2 separate regions of the Homo sapiens genome follow, and region 1 is linked to region 2. A link is an interaction called in ENCODE POLR2A ChIA-PET data of the cell type or tissue named here. Cell type or tissue: A673. All regions are shown on one strand. Each heading gives the region's core, and the rest is flanking DNA. Links, peaks and the distances in the headings are about the cores only. Region 1 overlaps HIVEP3 (HIVEP zinc finger 3). Region 2 overlaps HIVEP3 (HIVEP zinc finger 3).

Region 1 (2,917 bases), core at 107-2,606, 100 kb after region 2:
TTCCTTCCTCCTTCCCTTCCTCCTTCCCTTCCTCCTTCCCTTCCCCCTCCTCTTCCCCTTTCCCTTCCCCCTTCCCTTCCATTCCCTTCCTTTCCTTTCATTCCCTCCCTCCCTCCCTTCTTCCCTCCTTCCTTCCTATTTCTGAGCACTTCTTTCCCAGGCACAAGGTAAACGAGCTTTCAAATATAGCACACTGAATACCCATGATAATTCTATAAAATGGATCCTATTCTTCCCATTTTAAAGATGAAGACCCCAAGGCTCAGAGCAGTGAGGTGCAGATTTACTGTGATGCTAAGGAAGAAAGTTTCAGGGCCCTGCCAGCATGGACCCCTTTCAAGGCCCTAGCAATATATTCTTAGAATCATGTAATTTTTAAATGAAATTTGCAGTAGTAAGATATTTTAACTGCAATTGATGAAGAGCACTGTATCTTTCAACTCTGATGTCTCCTCCTGATACATTTCCCCTCATGTTCATATTGAATGGTGTTACAGTAGCTATAGGTGTTTTGGGATCCAGCATAAGGGAAAGTTAATTTGGGGATAAATTTAGTTTGGGTGTAGTGGGATTTATGTCTATTGTTCACAGTCACGTTAATGCAAAGTCAAGTGATTGTTAGCTGTCCCCATGGCTTCCAGTGCTAAGCTTTCCACAACTCAATGGCTTTGAGACTCAAAGGTGCAATACCTGGCACCTGAGACATAAAAATAGGGGAGAAAAAATAGGATTGAAATATACAGAGCGGTCCGGGTGCGGTGGCTCACACCTGTCATCCCAGCATTTTGTGACACCGAGGCAGGCGGATCCTCTGAGGTCGGGAGTTCAAGACCAGCCTGACCAACATGGAGAAACCCTGTCTCTACTAAAAATACAACATTAGTTGGGTGTGGTGGCACATGCCTGTAATCCTAGCTACTCGAGAGGCTGAAGCAGGAGAATTGCTTGAACCTGGGAGGCGGAGGTTGTGGTGAGCTGAGATCGCGCCATTGCACTCCAGCCTGGGCAACAAGAGTGAAACTCCATTTCAAAAAAAAAAAAAAAAAAAAAAAAAAGAAGGAAAAGAAAAGAAAAAAGAACTATACAGAGCCAGAAGCTAGAGCATAGAACTTTCTTCCAGTCTTTGGACATGTGGAATTGAAGGAAAATTTAGTTTTCACTGATGCCTATTCGAAAAAGAAAGTTTTCTCCTATCAGAAATGTATTTGATAATATAATGAATACAGTTATAAATATACCAGACATTTTCCCCCTTTTTGGTGGGAATTACACAAAATATATTTTATCAAAATTCCTGTATTGTAGGACCCAAACCTATGGCAGTAAAACAAAAAAAAGTGGATGTCTGTGTCTGAAGCCATGTTTTATGCAATGTAACTATCAATAATAAAAAATAAATATTGTCAGTCATGCTAGAAGAAAAGCTAAATTTTCTTTGCAACCTCCCTTTAGAAAAATTACAAAATCACTATCATATGAAGAGGTGATCAAAGTGTATTCAGCCAAAATATATTCAGGGAAAAAAGTATTATGGAGGTTTCACAGGCAAATAATAAAAATATTTTGTTATTTTTCTGGATTTTATAAAGTTTGTGATACATGTCAGGTTTTAAAAACGTATATTGAATGTGATTTATTTTCTTATTCTAAATAAATATTCACCATGGTACCTAATTTTGTATTTGTAATTTTATATTCTTTTTCTTAAAGAGGTCCCCCAGTTGCTTAAACTTCAAGCCCTACAAAATCTCAACCCATCCCTGGAGGTGAAATAACTTTCCCAGCCAGGAAGTGGCAGACCCAGGACTAGAGAACTTGGTCCCTGACTTTGGGATCCCCTGAACTTCACACATTTGTGCCCAGTCATCCATAGGGCAGCCTGGGCTACAAGGGTCAGGGTGCTAGTGGAGAAGGTCAAAGGATGATGAATTTGTAAACTGGATACCATCACTGCAGCCAGCACATGTGGCTTCTACCTCACCTGAGCAGACAGCAAGAGGTTTTCTGAAGACCTGAGTATGCAACTGACAAATCCCGACTCTGTTAAAACCAAGTGCCCAGATTAAAGATAAATAGCCCCAAATCCCCAAACAATATAATTGAATCTGGTTTGATTCTTCTGGGTGTCACATTCCCTAAACTTGCACTGTCCAAAATGGTGGTCCTGGCCACATGCGGCTATTTAAATTAATAAAAATGAAATGAAATAAAAAATCCAGTCCTTCAGTTGCAGTAACCACGTTTTAAATACTTAATAGCCACATGTGGCCAGTGGTTTCTGAGTCAGACAGTGGAGATATAGAATGCTCCCATCACACCCCCACCCCAGGCTCTACTGTTAAGCCCAGCTGAACTTTTTTTTTTTTTTTTTTTTGAGACTGAGTCTCTGTCGCCCAGGCTGGAGTGCAGTGGCGTGATCTCAGCTCACTGCAAGCTCCGCCTCCTGGGTTCACGCCATTCTCCTGCCTCAGCCTCTCAAGTAGCTGGGACTACAGGCACCCACCACCACGCCCGGCTAATTTTTTTTTTTTTTTTTTTTTTTGTATTTTTAGTAGAGATGGGGTTTCAACATGTTAGCCAGGATGGTCTCAATCTCCTGACTTCGTAATCTGCCCACCTTGGCCTCCCAAAGTGCTCGGATTACAGGCATGAGCCACCACGCCCGGCCTAGCCCAGCTGATTTTAAACAGTCTTTACTAAGACATATCTAAGCCCTTCTTCTCAAGAAGAGTGTTTGCAGGTGAGTGTGGCCGATATGTGAGGAGAGAGGAGAAGGAGGAGAAAGGAAGGCCTATCCAGAGAGAAGAGAGGGACAGCCCAGCTGAGAAGGGGCCAAAGAGGGGGAAAAAGGAAATAGAACCTAAAGTGACTGAGGTGTTAGGCCTTGTAGAGAATAAGGGCATCATCAGATGTGAGC
Region 2 (2,917 bases), core at 329-2,828:
TCCCAGGGTCAATGGGATAGAGAAAGGTGTTCTGGCTCTTAATGATGGGCCCCATATCCACTGCTCCTCAATACGCCTCCTTGACTGTAGCCAGGCCTAGCTACTTGCAGGCTTGGAAGAAACCAAGATTTTCTTGCCTCTGAGCATTTGCACATGTTATTTCTTTTGCTGCCATGTCCTTCTGTCACTTGTCGCTCTTCAAGTCTCAGCTCTCCTGTCACCTCCTGCTGTTCTAAGGTGTCTCTCCTCTGCTCCCAGGTGATCTCTATGCATTATAAGGAGTCAGCCTTCCACCCATACCAGAAACCCCTCAAAAGCAAAGAATGTTCTAGGCACTGGGAAATGCCCAGGATGGAGAAGAGTGTGACACAATAGTCAAAAGGCAAGAACAACCCAGGCGTCCAACCTTTGATGGATGAATCGTTCAACCAAATGTGGCATGGATATATGCACACTCCAGATAGCACTCAACCTTGAAAAGGAAGGAACTTCTGACATGTGCTACAACATGTGTGAATCTTGAAGATATTATGTTAAGAGAAATACGCCAGTCACAAAAGAAGGACAAATACTGTATAACTCCACTTATGTGAGGTACCTAGAGTAGTCAAATTCATAGAGACAGAGAGCAGAATGGTGATTGCCAGGGGCTGTGGGCAGAAGGGAAAGGGAATCACTGTTTCATGGGTACAGGGTTTCAGTTTGGAGAGGCAAAATAAGTTCTGGAGCTGGAGGGTGGTGATGGTCACATAATGATGTGAATATGCCACTGTAATGTATGCTTAAAAATGGCTAAATGGGGCCGGGCATGGTGGCTTACACCTGTAATCCCAGCACTTTCGGAAGCCAAGGCGGGTGGATCACGAGGTCAGGAGTTCAAGACAAGCCTGGCCAACATGGTGAAACCCTGTCTCTACTAAAAATACAAAAATTAGCTGGGCGTGGTGGTGGGCACCTGTAATCCCAGCTATTCGGGAGGCTGAGGCAGGAGAATCACTTGAACCGGGGAGGTGGAGATTGCAGTGAGCTGAGACCAAGCCATTGCACTCCAGCCTGGGCAACAGAGCAAGACTCCATCTCAAAAAAAAAAAAAAAAGGCTAAATAGTAACATTTTAATGCATACCACAATTTTACAAAAAGAAAAGTGACTACAGAGGAGTTTAAGACCACAATATAATGAATGAATGAAGGAGGAGTTAAGCAAGGAAAATCTTAGGAGATGATGTGACCAGGTCAGAACGGAGGAGCCTGGAGGCTGGGGTGGGGGCCACAACACCTCACTCCCCCCACACTCCCTGTCAATGTCACTCCTTTTCAGATCAGCAGCGGGGCTTCAGGGTGCCAGGGCTGTGGTTTTCAAACCTGGAAACCAAACCAGGTTCCAGGGCTCCTGGGTTCCTCCCAAAACAAAAGGAATCTTTGGGGATGCAGCTGACTCTGGTGGGTGTTTGTCCTCAGGGCCCCTGCTAAGTTCTCCTGGGAACCGAGTACAGAGTCACCAATGGGACAGAATCACAGGAGAAAAGGAGAAACATGGTAAGCCCTTGGCAGAAGCTGGCACGGACTAGATTGTTGTCGGGTGTGGGTGTTGGGGCCAGGAGGAGCAGTGAGAAGCCACAGGAGGAAGGCTGGCAGAGAGGATTCATTCCGTATTCATTCCCCTAGTGAGCCACACGCTTCGGAAGGATCACATTAAAGAGATGAATCACACACTGACTCAAAGAGAGGGGGTGGCACGGTTGTAAATCAGAGGAATGGCTTTTATTTGTCAGAATGCTACAATAAATAACCTCTCCGTGTGCCACTTAACAAAAGGAGAGTGGGAGGGAGGGAAGCAATGTGGCATAGGCCGGAGGGCTCGCAGGGTGATGGGAGGGATGCGGGCAACCTCACAGCTACCAGGGCCCTTCAGGACACTCTTGCCAGTCACTAGATACTCTGTGCTCCTTCACACACACACAGAGACACACACACTCGCATAGATCATCTTTCCCTCAAACTTTCTGAGAGCACCAGCTTTATTTTATACATACAGGAGATGTCTTGCTGGAGATGACATTCGTGGGTATTACTTTTTCAGAATGAAGGGGCCAGAAAATCACCCAGGGCCCCTCGAGGGCTGAACCCCGCTCAGAAAGGGAGAAAGGTAAGGCTGCTCCCTAGAATCAATGAAGTTGCTGTTCTGGCAATGGTCTGTTAGGACAAGTGGTCATGCAGCAAAATCATGGAAGGAAACTCTTCCAAAAAGGGTGCAGCAGGGTGGCGGTATTATCTATTGTCCATTTTCTTGGGGTGGATTTAGAATCAGACTTCTTGGGTCGCCAGGAGTAAAAGTAAAACGCTTTAAAAGTAAAAAGCTGCCTGGCTCTGCAGGGAGTAGGTAGGGAAGAAGGATGGGAATTCTGGGTTTGCAGAGGGGCAGACAGGCACATGACAATCAGGCAGGAGGGAGGCAGCTGTGCTTCCAGGGAGAGCAGGGTTCCTGGGGGAAGCCCAGGGTCCCACCTCCCCTGCCCTAGAGCAGGGCTACAGGATATGGAAGCCACTAGCCACTTGTGGCTATTGAAATGTGGCTAGGCCATATTGTAAGGTTTAAGCACATACTTTATTTTTAACATGTAGTATGAAAAAATAAAGAATGTAAAATCTGTTATTAATTTTTTTAATATTGGCTACATGTTGAAATAACCTTTTGGATATGTTGTGTTAAAGAAAATAAGCTATTAAAATTAGTTTCAACTGTTTCTCTTTGCTTTTTTAAATGTGGCTACCAGAACATTTAAAATCACACGTGTGGTTCACATTTGTGGCTTGCATTATATTTCTACTGGACAGCATTGCTCCAGAGGAGTCCTGGGACCCAGAACAGGGAGAGCAATTGCTCTTGACTTGCTGCTTTTATACCTAGGTGAGTGG

The links. ChIA-PET counts read pairs that join two places held together with the same protein. Peaks named below come from ENCODE experiments on the same cell type or tissue, not always from the same donor. Only the 100,000 strongest peaks of a DNase experiment are listed, where the experiment ranks them.
Region 1: POLR2A ChIA-PET joins it to region 2 with 22 read pairs; 4 of 35 experiments call an interaction of 5 or more read pairs at or near these places.

The regions. Positions count from the first base shown.
Region 1 is chr1:41,885,684-41,888,600 of GRCh38, forward strand. All of the region lies in intron 1 of HIVEP3 (HIVEP zinc finger 3), which reads right to left. Among named protein-coding and RNA genes, the nearest start is that of HIVEP3, 32 kb to the right of the region's middle. RefSeq lists a silencer at 2,431-2,640. In A673, for the core only: no CTCF peak of the experiment used is centred there; no DNase peak of the experiment used is centred there.
Region 2 is chr1:41,781,652-41,784,568 of GRCh38, forward strand. The region is part of intron 1 of HIVEP3 (HIVEP zinc finger 3); the gene reads right to left. Among named protein-coding and RNA genes, the nearest start is that of HIVEP3, 140 kb to the right of the region's middle. In A673, for the core only: no CTCF peak of the experiment used is centred there; a DNase peak (open chromatin) is centred at 1,710.